Linked DNA regions of Homo sapiens: regions 1 and 2 are each linked to region 3. The links are chromatin loops, found by intact Hi-C in ENCODE. Cell type or tissue: A673. All regions are shown on one strand.

What was found. Peaks named below come from ENCODE experiments on the same cell type or tissue, not always from the same donor. Only the 100,000 strongest peaks of a DNase experiment are listed, where the experiment ranks them.
Region 1: it touches region 3 in a loop (10-fold over the local background); 19 of 110 quality-filtered maps call a loop at or near these places.
Region 2: a loop joins it to region 3, with 8 times the contacts of the local background. A loop is called at or near these places in 58 of 110 quality-filtered maps.

What each region holds. Positions count from the first base shown.
Region 1 is chr1:221,260,856-221,265,855 of GRCh38, forward strand. No RefSeq gene overlaps it. Among named protein-coding and RNA genes, the nearest start is that of LINC02817, 73 kb to the right of the region's middle. In A673, a CTCF peak has its summit at 3,090 (motif pointing right); a DNase peak (open chromatin) is centred at 3,126.
Region 2 is chr1:222,093,909-222,098,908 of GRCh38, forward strand. All of the region lies in intron 1 of LOC124904518 (a long non-coding RNA gene), which reads right to left. Among named protein-coding and RNA genes, the nearest start is that of LINC01705, 37 kb to the left of the region's middle. RefSeq lists a silencer at 4,866-5,000. In A673, a CTCF peak has its summit at 2,455 (motif pointing right); a DNase peak (open chromatin) is centred at 2,433.
Region 3 is chr1:222,453,305-222,458,304 of GRCh38, forward strand. No RefSeq gene overlaps it. Among named protein-coding and RNA genes, the nearest start is that of TRT-TGT2-1, 9.2 kb to the right of the region's middle. RefSeq lists an enhancer at 2,081-2,130. In A673, CTCF peaks have their summits at 2,020 (motif pointing left) and 2,223; DNase peaks (open chromatin) are centred at 1,997 and 2,307; H3K27ac peaks cover 940 bases.

The DNA of each region.
Region 1 (5,000 bases), 1.2 Mb before region 3:
GTTATAGTTTCTGTTATTTTACATTTGCTGAGGAGTGCTTTACTTCCAACCATGTGGTCAATTTCGGAATAAGTGCGATGTGGTGCTGAGAACAATGTATATTCTGTTGATTTGGGGTGGAGAGTTTGTAGAAGTGTATTAGGTCCACTTGGTGCAGAGCTGAGTTTAAGTCCTGGATATCCCTGTTAACTTTCTATCTTGTTGGACTGTCTAATGTGGACAGTGGGGTGTTAAAGTCTCCCATTATTATTGTGTGGGAGTCTAAGCATCTTTGTAGGTCTCTAAGGACTTGCTTTATTAATCTAGGTGCTCCTGTATTGGATGCATGTATATTTAGGATAGTTAGCTCTTCTTGTTGAATTGATCCCTTTACCATTATGCAATGGCCTTCTTTGTCTCTTTTGATCTTTGTTGGTTTAAAGTCTGTTTTATCAGAGAGTAGGATTAAAACCCCTGCTTTTTTTTGTTTTCCATTTGCTTGGTAGATCTTCTTCCATCCCTTTATTTTGAGCCTATGTGTGTCTCTGCACATGAGATGGGTCTCCTGAATACAGCACACTGATGGGTCTTGACTCTTTATCCAATTTGCCATTCTGTGTCTTTTAATTGGGGCATTTAGCTCCTTTACATTTAAGGTTAATATTGTTATGTGTGAATTTGATCCTGTCATGATGATGTTAGCTGGTTATTTTGCTTGTTAGTTGATGCAGTTTCTTCCTAGCATCGATGGTCTTTACAATTTGGCATGTTTTTGCAGTGGCTGGTACCGGTTGTTCCTTTCCATGTTTAGTGCTTCCTTCAGGAGCTCTTGTAAGGCAGGCCTGGTGGTGACAAAATCTCTCAGCATTTGCTTGTCTGTAAAGGATTTTATTTCTTCTTCACTTATGAAGCTTAGTTTGACTGGATATGAAATTCTGGGCTGAAAATTATTTTCTTTAAGAATGTTGAATATTGGCCCCCACTCTCTTCTGGCTTGTAGAATTTCTGGTGAGAGATCCGCTGTTAGTCTGATGGGCTTCCCTTTGTGGGTAACCCGACTTTCTCTCTGGCTGCCCTTAACATTTTTTCCTACATTTCAACCTTGGTGAATCTGACGATTATGTGTCTTTGGATTGCTCTTCTAGAGGAGTATCTTTGTGGCATTCTCTGTATTTCCTGAATTTGAATGTTAGCCTGCTTTGCTAGGTTGGGGAAGTTCTCCTGGATAATATCCTGCAGAGTGTTTTCCAACTTGGTTCCATTCTCCCCATCACTTTCAGGTACACAAATCAGACGTAGATTTAGTCTTTTCACATAGTCCCATATTTCTTGGGGCTTTGTTCATTTCTTTTTACTCTTTTTTCCCTAAACTTCTCTTCTCGCCTCTTTTCATTCATTTGATCTTCAATCACTGATACCCTTTCTTCCACTTGATCAAATCAGCTACTGAAGTTTGTGCATTCGTCACGTAGTTCTTGTGCCATGGTTCTCAGCTCCATCAGGTCATTTAAGGTCTTCTCTACACTGTTTATTCTAGTTAGCCATTCGTCTAATCTTTTTTTCAAGGTTTTTAGCTTATTTGCAATGGGTTTCAACATCCTCCTTTAGCTCGGAGAAGTTTGTTATTACCGATCTTCTGAAGCCTACTTCTGTCAACTTGTCAACGTCATTCTCCATCCAGCTTTGTTCTGTTGCTGGCGAGGAACTGCGTTCCTTTGGAGGAGAAGAGGTGCTCTGGTTTTTAGAATTTTCAGCTTTTCTGCTCTGGTTTCTCCCCGTCTTTGTGGTTTTATCTACCTTTGGTCTTTGATGATGGTGACCTACTGATGGGGTTTTGGTGTGGATATCCTTTTTGTTGATGTTGATGCTATTCTTTCTGTTTGTTAGTTTTCCTTCTAACAGTCAGGACCCTCAGCTGCAGGTCTGTTGGAGTTTGCTGGAGGTCCACTGTAGACCCTGTTTGCCTGGGTGTCACCAGCGGAGGCTGCAGAACAGCAAATGTTGCTACCTGATCCTTCCCCTGGAAGCCCGGGCACCCGGCTGTATGAGATGTCAGTCACCCCCTACTGGGAGGTGTCTCCCAATTAGGCTACTCGGGGGTCAGGGACCCACTTGCGGAGGCAGTCTGTCCGTTCTCAGACCTCAAACTCCATGCTGGGAGAACCACTACTCTCTTCAAAGTTGTCAGACAGGGACGTTTAAGTCTGCAGAAGTTTCTGCTGCCATTTGTTCAGCTATACCCTGCCCCCAGAGGTGGAGTTTACAGAGGCAGGCAGGCCTTGTTGAACTGTGGTGGGCTCCACCCAGTTCGAGCTTCCTGGCTGCTTTGTTTACTTACTCAAGCCTCAGCAGTGGCAGACACCCCTCACCCAGCCTTGCTGCTGCCTTGCAGTTCGATCTTGGACTGCTGTGCTAGCAGTGAGCAAGGCTCCGTGGGCATGGGACCTGCTGAGCCATGTGCAGGATATAATCTCCTGGTGTGCCGTTTGCTAAGACCGTTGGAAAAGTGCAGTATTAGGGTGGGAGTGTCTCGATTTTCCAGGTACTGTCTGTCACGGCTTCCCTTGGCTAGGAAAGGGAATTCCCCGACCCCTTGCGCTTCCTGGGTAAGGCGATGCCCTGTCCTGCTTCAGCTCACACTCTGTGGGCTGCACCCACTGTCCAACAAGTCCCAGTGAGATGAACCTTGTACCTCAGTTGGAAATGCAGAAATCACCTGTCTTCTGTGTCTCTCACGCTGGGAACTGTAGACTGGAGCTGTTCCTATTTGGCCATCTTGGAGGGAGCTATGAAACAAATGTCTTTAAGAGTGCTAACACTTCAGCCTAAGACTGCAGGTGGGAATTCATGAAAATTAATTGCTAAAATCCTGATGGAATGGAATAGCAGAATGAGATAGCTGTGTTTTCTTTATACAGTATTTAAGCCATATTTCTGCATAGCTAGGGACTGTGCAAGTGTTTTTCTTTGCTTCTGATACCACAGTTACAAAGGATTCCACTGGTGCCACTCAGGAAACAGTGAAGTATTTCTGTGTCCTGTGTTTCAATTCCTGACATCTTAAAGATGGCGGCTGCCATCGTTTTCTACAGTATCTCAAGCTCATTCTCCACCAGATGGCAGCACTGAAGTTCAGAGGCCTTCAGCACAGAGCCTCCTTGCCTGGTGAATACAAATGCAAAGCTTTAAGCTCCTTCACACAAGTTAGACTCTCATTCTCTCTCCTACCTCCCCTCCCCCACTGAAGGCAACCCCTTCCAATAATCAGCCTTCTAGACTAAAATAGAAGCTTTTAACATTTTAATGTCTTGTCACATTACTCACCAGTCTCATCTAGGTCCAGGAAACCATTTCCTGGAGGCCTCTTTTTTATTTGTGTTCATTAGCTGCGCTAATACATTCTCTTGGAAACCACAGTTTAATAAATTTCATAGCGCATAACCAGTGGACTTAATGAATATTAGTCACTCGGAGCAATTTTTGTTTATTCAGCTTCTCTTTCCTCTCCTCCCTTCCCCTACCCCAGACCTCATTCTGTGGAATGATAATAATACACAGAGAGCTGGCTGGTTACAGAAGACTCTAAAAACAAGAAGAAAAAGGATCTTTCTGAGCTCACACCTGTTTTAAGGTTTGTTATCCTTAAAACGAAAAGCTGTAGGGATTCACTCAGCTCTTTCCTTGTAGCTCCCAGTGGACTTTGCTGTTAAACCACAGGGAGGAGCCCAGCCTTCAGAGCACTTAAAAGTACTTATGTCAAATCCATCCCATTCTTCCGGCCTCCGTTTCTCAATCCAGCCACCATTCCCAGGGGCTGGAGCACATTACAAGGCATTCACTTCATATGAATGGGCACACACAGACTTTTTCACCATTTCGATATGTCTAACATTTGCAGGCACATCCTGTAGGCTGCCTGAAACAGCCTTAATTTCAATTTACTGTCTCCCCAAGGATCTTGCCATTCTGCGGAAAGTAGAAAACTCAATGGTCGTTTCTCCTCTCCGACCTCTCACCCCAGGCTCTCTCTGCCCTCCTCCTCTTTCAAGGAAAAGCTGTATTGGGAGGAACATTTTGCTCCAGATGAATAGAATGAAGTTTTGATGCTTCTAACAGCACGTATGATCTTTTATTTTTAAAAAATAATGAGCAAGTTACATCAGATTACCACATTTGGAAACTGTTCAAAGTCGGCATACAAAGCCCAGTAAATGCTGTCTTGGGTCCTCCTGGAATATGATTACACAAGACAGCATGAAATCATAGTCTTGAAGTTTTACGTTGTCGTTTGTAACCCGCTAGGTCTAACTCTATATAACTTTTTAGTATGGAAATTTCCAAATATGTATACAACTTGAGAAAATACTGTAATGAACCTCAAGGTACCTGTCCTTTAACTTTCACATTAATCAACATTTGGCCAATCTTATTTTATCAAATCCTCTTCTCACACATGCCTGTCTTTTTTGCTTGGAGATTTAAAAACAAATGACAGATGTGTCTTTTTCTCTGTAAACAGTTTGGCATGCTTTGCTAGCTGATAAGAGCTTTCTATTTTTAGCATAATCACCATGCCAATATCACACTTAACATAATTAATGGTAATTCCTTAGTCATCTAATACCTAGTCCATTTTAATTTTTTTCCTGATTACCTCAATATTTTTTTTACTAGTTCAGAATCCAAACAAGACCCACTCATTGCATTAGTTGTTTTTTCCTTAAGTCTCTTTTGTTTTGCAACAGGTCCTCCTCCTTCTTCTCCTCTTCCTCCTCCTCCTCCTCTTCCTTCTCCTTCTCTAGTTTTATGCCATAGATCTGTTGGTTATACCAAGATTTTTGTCTATAGAAATATTTCATACTGTACATTTGACTGATTGTTTCCTTGTGGTGTCATTGAATTTGTTCTTGTACTGTTAGGGATATTTCTGGCAGAGAAAAAGTTAGCTGAGTTTTTCACTCTTATACTGAATAAAAACCAGTAGAATACAGAGGGAAATCCTCATTTTGCTTTGGCATCTG
Region 2 (5,000 bases), 360 kb before region 3:
AGCCTATGACCACCAGTGGCCAGATATTGATTTCTCTTGTATTCAGCAGCAGTTGAAGTTATGCATATGTGTGCACACACACACAGACACACACACACACACACACACAGAATACACTTTAAACCTTATAATCAAATTAATTATGTTTCTGTCAGAAAAAGTATTTTTATTTCTAGGACAACACAGTAAGAGTTTTTTTTAAAAATCTTTTAATTAGAACTAACTCTAAAATGATACTTCATTAAATCACTTAAAAGGAAGTATAACCATCCGAATCCTGCACTCATTTGTACAACAAAGTCTAGATTGGTACTAATTATGTGACACTTGTCAATTCCTTGCAATATGCCTCGTCATGAGTAGATTCTTTAAGCTCAGAGGTAGAATAGGTAAACCATTCACAGGATGCTACAGATACCAAGAAACAGTCATTATCTTCTCTGCAAGTCCAATTGTATATATCTTTCAAGGTTGTTCATTGTTTTGAATTATATTGTCCAATTTTCCTCCATTAGAGCAGATAATGGAGCATGAACTATATCTGGTAACATCTATGATCTAGGAGTAGGTCATACCCTAAGCAAAATTATGACATAGAAAAAATGTCTTTAATATCCTTGGATCTCTCTTTTGACCATTTTCCTTACATATCTACCCATCCTCCTTCTCCATGGCTTCTTTTGGGACTTCTTTCTCCAATAGTATCCTGTAATTGAGATCTTTCTTGTCTTACCCTGGATTAACAACACTTACATATCTTGTATTTTACTATTTAAAAGGCATGGTCTTCATTCATGAATGCTATACCAAAGAGAGTTACCTCAGTGGTAATGTAAGGCTTTGTGGCTAGCCAAAGAGATTTTTCCATATTCCTCAAACCATATCCTCTAACATCACACTCAGGGTGAGGTGCAGGTAAAGGAAAATATGTCAAAGCACCTTGTTAATTTCAAACAGCTCCATAAATGAAAGAAAGCATTATTATTATTCTGCCTGCACAAAGGGTTAGTGGGATGCTGGAGCTGGCTTATACTGTGTATATCTCTTAACTGTGTACATCTCTTCCTTTAGCTTCATTCAATGACATCAAGTTGGAGGTTTGAAATCAGCCCCAGTGAAAATATTTACACCATGATAATTGGTAAATGCTACATATCAGGGCTTCTCCCTGCACTTCCTAGAGAGCCAGTTTACCAGCACACCACTGCATAAGATCATCTTTATGTAGAAATAGATGGCATCTTGAAATTTTTTTTTAATTTTTTGGCCCATTGAGTTGCCCTATTTTCCTGATTAGTCTTCTTCCCTTGCCAACACAACATGAAAGGATTTGCCCATGCACATACATATCTCAACTCACTGTAATAATTAGCTTAATCATGGCTTTTCTATTCACTGGTATATGCTCAGCACCTACACTGCCTAACATATAGAAGGTGAAAAATATTAGTTGATTAAATGAGCACACAGACATCCCACATCTACACTTGTGTGTGAACAGACACACACACATATGCCCACTGAGTCTGAGTTAACATGAGAGAGCTATTTATAAACAACACTTCAGTAGTAAAGGGCCATTTTATTTTCTAGTTAGAATATTTACTTGGTTTATTGCCAATGGCCTAAAATTCCTGGAGAAGCAACTGTTAACAACAGACAGGATCAAAAGCTATTTAAATATTGCAGAAAAACATGTTTTGCTACTTTTAAGTTTTATTATCCTCTTAGGAAAAAGACTAATTTTTGAAGTGCAAGTCGTCCAAAACAAATCTTTTTAAGTCCCCAAGATGCACCAATATGCTTAATGGGCAAAATTGCCTCATCTCGTATCATCACTGATTCTAACTTCAGAGTCACTAGCTCTCTCCTTCCTTTTGCTCAAACAACCTTCTCACCGTCTGTTCACTCTTCAGTTAGACCCCACAGAAACCACGCTGTCAAAGGTCACAATGACCTTCCAAGTGGCAATCTCCAGGACATTTCTCAGTTTTGTAAATCCCTCTGTTGCATTTGGCACTGTTGTCTTCTGCTGAGTCTCATTCTGGCCATGTTCAATTTCCCCCGGCCTGCCAATATGTGTCAGCGCCCCTCCCTGGAGTTCCTCCAGCCCTGCCCCACAGCTCCTGGCTCTTACTTTCCCTTGCTCTTTGATTTCTGACCTCTTGGTGTCCTGCACACTTTGGCTACTATTCCCCCACCTCACTCACAGGATTGTCACATACCTGTCACAAAGAAGGCTCTTACCTATGTAGCACATAATGAACACAAATTTCATGCCCACACATACACCCAGGTGCACACATGCATGCACAGGTATATGCGTGTGCATACAAACATATATTGACACGTCCATTAGCTCACTTCTTAGCCCTCGTCTGTGTGTGTGGACTTCCCCCCTCTGCCTTTCAGCACATCTGGCTCTTCCCCGCAATTCCCCTCCTTGCCTCTAGGGGGCAAACTGTGCCTCAGTCTCAGCCTGATGTTGAAAAAGTCCTCAGTTAAATTCTCCCCTCCCTTTAATTTAGGTGAGATTCACTCACCTAAGTTAGTTCTAGGTCCCGCCCCATCTTCTCTTCCCTTAAAGGCAGAGGTGCCTCAGGCGCTGTCTTTGACTTTCTCTGGTCTCTATCCCAAAGTTATCACTTTGTCTCATAGAATCCCATGGCTTCAACTATCCCCTACATATATTCATATTCCCCAAAAGCAAACCTGGAGAAGACCTGAATTAAATCTCTAGTTGTAGCTTCCACTGACACTGAAGTCTCAATATGCCCCAACCCAACCTTTTTATCTTCTCACTCAAACATATTTTACTTTGCATTAATGACACTAGACCCTAATTACTCCTGTGAGAACTACTAAATGTACTTGTGATTCTCCCCTCTCTCTCTCCCCTCAACTTTCATTCATTTGCTGAATTCTGAGGATTCTCCCTCTGCAAGAGTTCTCACCTCTGTCTCTGCATTACCACTGCCTACTGCCACAGTTGAGGCATTGGGCGTTTCTCGTGTGAACCGTCACAGTGAAATGCTAACTGACCACATCACGATGAGCCTTTCTCCCTCAACTCAGCTGCCATACTCACCTGCTAGACTTGTCTTTCTAAGCCCAGTATGAGGCTGTATGTCACTCTTTGTATTTTCCACTGCTGACAACAATATCTGCACAAGATTACCAGCAGACTGCCTACATCTGAATCATCCAGGAGGCTGGCTTACAATGCAGATTTCTAAGCTCCACTTCAAGCCAGCTGAATCAAATCAGTAGGTCCCAGAAATCTACATGTTCAGCCAAGTCCCTTTATAAGCCTTCAGCCCACTACAGCAGGAGAGCCACTGGCATAGAGCTTCCTCTGTAGGGCATTTAAAGCCTTTCACTATCTGGCCCCTGCTTACCTTTTAATCTGATTTTCGCCAGTCCCTTCACCCATGCCCTCATTCTCCATACTTACCCTGTGCCTTTGGGTGTTTCTCTCCCTGAAATGCCCTCTGCCTTTTGCTGCCAGATCTTACTAAAGCTTAGCCCTAAATTCACATACTCTGTGGCATCGTCTGTGATGCCTCTGGTTATATCCAATTCCTACCTCTTCAGGACCTCTGTTACCCTCAATAAAACAGGATTTGTTCAGCTGGTGAGTAACTCCACGAGAACACAGGTTTTGATCAATAAGAGTTTTATTACTTGGTGCAAGTAAGGAGGATACTGGGAGTGTTCTCCAAAGCAGTGTCTCCCGGAGAGAAGGGGACAGGAGGGTTTTATGCGGCAATGGAGAAGGGTGCATCATGGCAGGTAGAGGAGGGGTCCCAGTTGCACAGACATGATGAGTCATCATGCCAGCATATGGGTTGCATGTCATGGTAATGCAGGTATAGCTCCTCCCAGGGTGGAGACTTTGGCATAGTAATGAGGAAAGTTCACTCGAGTTCATCTAGAAGTTGCCAGGATCAGTCAGGACCTGGTTTAAACCAACAAGGTGACTGCATTCCACACAGGCTGCAGGGCAGGAGGCTGTAAAACAGACTGACCAGACTGACTGCTCAACTTGATTCGATTCCTATCATCCCTGGAGACTCTCCCTGTCTGTTTATACTCTTATATACTTTATAACAGTGTATCTCTGTGCATTATAGTAACTGTTTTAGTACCCCTTTCCTTTTTGGCCAAATACCTCTTAAGGGCAAGAACCAAGTTTTACTTATCCTTTTACCCCAGTGTCTGACACATAGTCAGTGCTCAATAAAATGATGTTTGAATGAATGACTGCATAAATACTGTCTTCCACCACTGCAATTCAAACATCAGACTCCATGGATAGCAGCATTTAGAAAAACACTTATATCTAACCATAATGATTCTGACAGGTTCCTGATAACTCTGGAAGTGTTATGCATTCCATCAGACTGAGAGGACCCAAATTTCATTTCTGAAATTCAGAGGACATCACAAGGAGACAGTTCCATTTAAATTTATCTTTCCAATTAAGGGCATAGACACAGATTCAGTTAGTTTGTACCGAAAGAGCCATTCATAGAATAGCCAACAGCTAAGGCCTAATTCTCAGACTAATGAGTAACTAAAGATATTTTTGAAAAAGCTGAATGTCGACAATATGACAGGGACACCAGAAAAACAAGGCTGTGGATGGCACTTGCCATCTGTCATCTGTCCAACAGTTGATGGCATTATTTGAATAACCCCTGAGTTTGTGGATTAGTCTTGTGGACCAGAGATAGGAGTGGAGGGGTTAGGAAGAAGGAAGTCACAAGGTCCCCTCTTTTCAAGAGTTTACAGTTCAGTTAGAACCACCTAAATGCTGCATGTGGCAAAAACCCAGGAATAAAAACAAAGAAGTATGGTAGAGACTGCACATTGACCTAATGTAGAAACAAAGCCCACAGCTGCTAGGGAAAGAAAGAGATTCGAGATTTATTTGTAATGAGAATTTTGGCACTGGAAGAGCCTACAGAGACCATGTAATACAGCAGTCTCACTTCACA
Region 3 (5,000 bases):
GGAAGCATCTGTCTTGACAAGGTGTGAGGACTCTAAGGGAGGCTGAAACTCTAAGGGAGACAATGAGATGCTAACAAGCTGGAAATCAGATGCATTTCAAGAACCATTTACACCCCAACAGGCTGACCTCAGAAGGGCACTCGAGACTGCCCACTGCTTTGTACTGCAGGAAGGTGAGTGTTCAACCCTAAAGAGGCGCTGGTCCAGGAAGCCCTGGTTCAGTATCCCAGTGGCTGAGGTCTGACCTGTAGCCTGTTCTCAACCAAATGGAGGAAGATGGGGGGTCACTCAGGCCCAGACCAGAAAGCAGGCTCACCGCCCTCTTACTTGCTGTCAAATTTCCTAACCAGTCATTAGAAGAGTCACTCTGTGGGACACCCAGTTGAGTCCATGCTATTAATAACATAATAAATGTGTGCAACTCAGGATAAAAATAATTCTCTGTACCTACATAGAAGGATGTGTGCATGGGCCTGTATGTCCTTTGAAGCACCATTAATGATTGAACAAGAATTCATTGCACCTTTTTTTTCCAGAGCAGCCTCTGACACTTTATAATCTGAGAAAAAAATGGCAGAACTTCTGCATCTCATGTGGAGCAGTTGAGTTTCCTGCCCACTTGTTTTCTCAGATAAACCCGAGTCAGGCTCCCAACTCTCCAGCCCACCCACCCAGGACTTTGCGCAGAGATTTGCCTTCATTTCCTCATCTGTACCCGGTGTGACAACACTTACCTTGCAGGTAGTCATGAGCATTAAATAGAGGAAACTAATCTTCCTAAAGTGCTGGTATCGTGCTTGCTGTTCCAACCCTGATAGCCATCATTACATTATTACAAGTCAAGCTGAAGGGCAGGAGAATAAATTGTAAGAATTTATTAAGCGTGGGTAGGGACCGAGTCTGGGCAGCCACAAGCAAAAATGGGAAAGGGATTCGCATGGTGGGAATGGCATTTGCCCATCTCCATTTTCGAGGCCTCTCTCTGGGTTCAACAGTTCTTCTAAGATCACATATGGCTGTCTGGCCACTTTAGTTGTAAGCTTTCTCTGCTTCCAAGAGATGTGAACTCATTTCAAGCAGCTCATTGGCAGCCCTCCTGCCCATTCTATGCATATTTTACAGAGGAGAGCTTTGAAGCTTAAGCAAAATGGCATTTGCAAGGTCACAGAGCTCACTGGTGGCAGAGCTGGGATACAGGACTATTGGATTCAAAGCCCCCCACCCACTCTTTACCTCCCTCCCCTTTCTAAAGCATGACCCACTGGAGCTTTCACGGTGGGGGCTATAGATTGTGGAAAAAAGTGGCAACATGACTGTGAACTTGCATCTGATCCAGTGATTCCAAATTCCCTTACAATTGAGGCAGAGACTCCGCCAAAGGGACTGGTGAGCCCTGTGACTGGCCCCATCACCATGACAACACTCCTGTTCCAGCGCCTCAAGGGATCTCCACTCTCCTACCTTCTCACGTAGGTGGGAAAGGTGGCGTCCTCACCTACATGTACGGCCAGGACTCCCATAATTTAAGAAGAGCCAGCTAGATCACTAAAATGGTCTCCATGCTACACGTTACAACTGCACATCTCAGCACCCAAAGCCTTCACTGGAGAGAGAAAACCGTGCCTGGGTGACTCGTGACTCGACATTGGCTCCGGACGTGTCAGTACAGAGGAACGTCGGTACCGGATCCCAGACATAGGGCTGAGCCCAGCTGGTTCTCATTCTCTTCTGGGGCCAGGCCTGCTGCTGGTTTCATTTAATTGAATATTTTGATTGTTTGATTTCTGTAGCCAGAAGCCTGTAGGCAGTAAATGCCCTTTTCCATCAGTTCAAGAAAGAAAATGTACCTGCCGAGGTAGTATCTGCTTCGCTGAGCTGCTGACTTATTTTAAGAACTAAATCTTTCCTGTTACTATATTTTTCACTCTGGGGTGTGCGCGCTCCAAGACTGACAGTAACTCAGGTCTAGGACAGGAGCGTCCTCTCGGCGATGACTTAGCGCCACCTACTGACCACTTGCTCAACAGCGGCCACGTTCAGCAACCACGGTGATCTCGACAGACACGAAAATGTTCTGTGCTCTCAACGAGAAGTTCTGCATGTATTCTTCCCTTCTCACATAGCAGAGCTTGCCTAGCAGAATTGTGCTCCTTTTATTTTTTAATATAAGTAAGTTAAGACACAGGGCTCCAGCAAGAAAGCTGAGCAAGTTCTCCATTTGGCAACTGTTTCATACTTCCCGACTTTGGCGGCTGTCATTTATAAATGATGAGCTCATGAGTGAGGAGGCTGATGCAACCCCCAGGGGCCCAAAACACAAGCATGGAGAAAGACAGCCCTCCTGTGGGATCTGATGCAATCGTCTTGTCTTCTTTAGGCTTTGATACCAGTGTTTCTAAACTTTAGGTGCAAGATTATCCTCACAGCACCTCTAAGGAGTATAAACCCCAGGGTTATTACTTACCGGTTACCACAGCAACTCATATGTAAAGAGTTGGAAAGTCCTTCCTCTGTGGTGATTGAGAGTAGACATGGAGCTGTTTGCAACCCCCTAAACACATTGCCCCCTTGCCACACAATAGCAAAAATTGAGAATTATCATCCTGTCACCACCCAGTGGCTCTGGGCCCTCAAGCTCCCAATTACTTACAGATATCTACAGCAGAGTCTCTTGACCTTCGCACCATCGGGTCAGATAGGTCTTTGTTGTTGGGAGGCTGCCTGCGCATTATGAGCATTTAGTAGTATCCTTGGCCTCTACCCACTGGTGTCACTGGCACCCCACCACTGTCCCCAAACCTCCACCCCTGTTATAACAATCAAAATACCTATAGACATTGCCAAATGTTTCCTGGGGGTACAAAATCACCTCTGCTTAAGAACCACCTATCTGGAAGGCAAATACATGGAATATAAGAAGAACAACAACAGTAATAATTACTAGTACTGCTATCATTTAAAAGGTAAAATTGCACCACCAGCTAATGGATAAGTCATCGGCTTCCTAAAAGGCACTAATTACGTGCTGAGACTTTTATGGCCTTATCTTATTTAGTCTTCACAACCAAGAAACCAGTCTGTGTTGACAAAACATTCACATTACAAGGAAACTGAAGATCAGAGATGCCAAGTAACTTGGCCAAGGGTGCAGAGCTGTCAGTGGCTGAACTACCATTTGAAACCAGACTTTCCTGACTGTAAAATCTGAGCCTGTCACCACCTCCAGATCCTGAGGTCACATAGCACAGATAGTTCTGGAACAGTCCTCACTCTCAAAAGTTCTGCCAGAGTATGCTAGCACTATTCAAATAATATATCTAGATTTAGATTTAAAGACATAAAGACTGTAGCTATCCTCTGTAAGAAATTGACCCAAAGTGTGACTGCTGTGGAGGTTTTCCAATAGGGGAATAGAGCGGGCCAGAGTCTTGGCCAGTAATTGACTGTATGGCCTTTATTTGGGGTCAGTTACTTAAGCTCTTGAAGTCTCTTCTTGTTCATATATAAGATAAAAAATTTTGTCAGAGCAATGGTACTCAACTCTGGCTGCACATTAAAATCACTTGGGTAGCTTTTTGCCATGGTTTGGATCTGTGTCCCCACCCAAATCTCATGTAATCCCCAATGTTGGAGGTGGGGCCTGGTGTGAGGTGGGATTGGATCATGGGGGCAGATTTCCCCCTTGGTACTGTCCTCAAGATACTGAGTTCTCATGAGATCTGGTTGTTTAAAAGTATGTGGCACCTCCCTTCTCTTTCTCTTTTGCTCCTGCTCCTACCGTGAAGACATATCTGCTCCCCATTTGCCTTCTGCCATAATTGTAAGTTTCCTGAGGTCTTCCCAGAAGCCAAGCAGATGCCAGCATTGTGCTTCCTGTACAGTCTGTGGAACCATGAGCCAATTAAACCTCTTTTCTTTATAAATTACCCAATCTTGGGTGTTTGTTTGTGGCAATATGAGAATAGCCTAATACAGAAAATTGGTACCAGGAGTAGGATATTGCTATAAAGATACCCAAAAATGTGAAAGCAACTTTGAAACTGGGAAATAGGCAGAGGTTGGAAGAATGTGGAGGGCTAGAAGACAGGAAGTTGAGGGAAGGTTTGGAACATCCTAGAGAGTTGTTTAATGGTTGTGATTAAAATGCTGACAGTGACGTGGACAGTGAAGTCCAGCCTGAAGATGTCTCAGATGGAAATGAGGAACTTATTGGGAATGAGTAAAGGTAACCTTTGCTATGCCTTATCAGACAGCTTAGCTGCATTATGCCCCTGCTCTAGAGATCTGTGGGACTTTGAACTTGAGAGTGGTAATTTAGGATATCTGGCAGAAGAAATTTCTAAGCAGTAAAGTGTTCAAGATGTGACCTGGCTGCTTCTAACAGCCTATGCTCATATGTATGAGCAAAGAAATGACCTGAAGTTGGAACTGATATTTAAATGGGAAACAGAGCATAAAAGTTTGGAAAATTTGCAGCTTGGCTGTGTGGTAGAAAAGAAAAGCCCGTTTTCAGGGAGGAATTTAAGCAGGCTGCAGAAATTTGCATAAATATAAAGGATCCAAGTGCTAATAGCCAAGGCAATGGAGAAAAGGCCTCAAAGGCATTTCAGAGACCTTTGCAGCAGCCCCTCCCATCATAGGCCCAGGGACCTAGGAGGAAAGAATGCTTTTATGGGTTAGGCCCGGGGACTCTGCTGCCCTATGCAGCCTCAGGACACTGCTCTCCACATCCCAGCCACTCCAACTTCAGGCATGGCTCAAAGGGATATAGTACAGGCCACTGCTTCAGAGGGTGCAAGTCATAAGCCTTGGCAATTTCCATGTGATATTAAGCCTGCAGGTGCACAGAGTGCAAGGATTGAGGCTTGGGAGCCTCCACCTAGATTTCAGAGGATATATAGAAAAGCCTGGATGTCCAGGCAGAAGCCTGCAGCAGGGGCAGAAGCCTCATGGAGAACCTCTACTAGGGCAGTATGAAGGAGAAATGTTGAGTTGGAGCC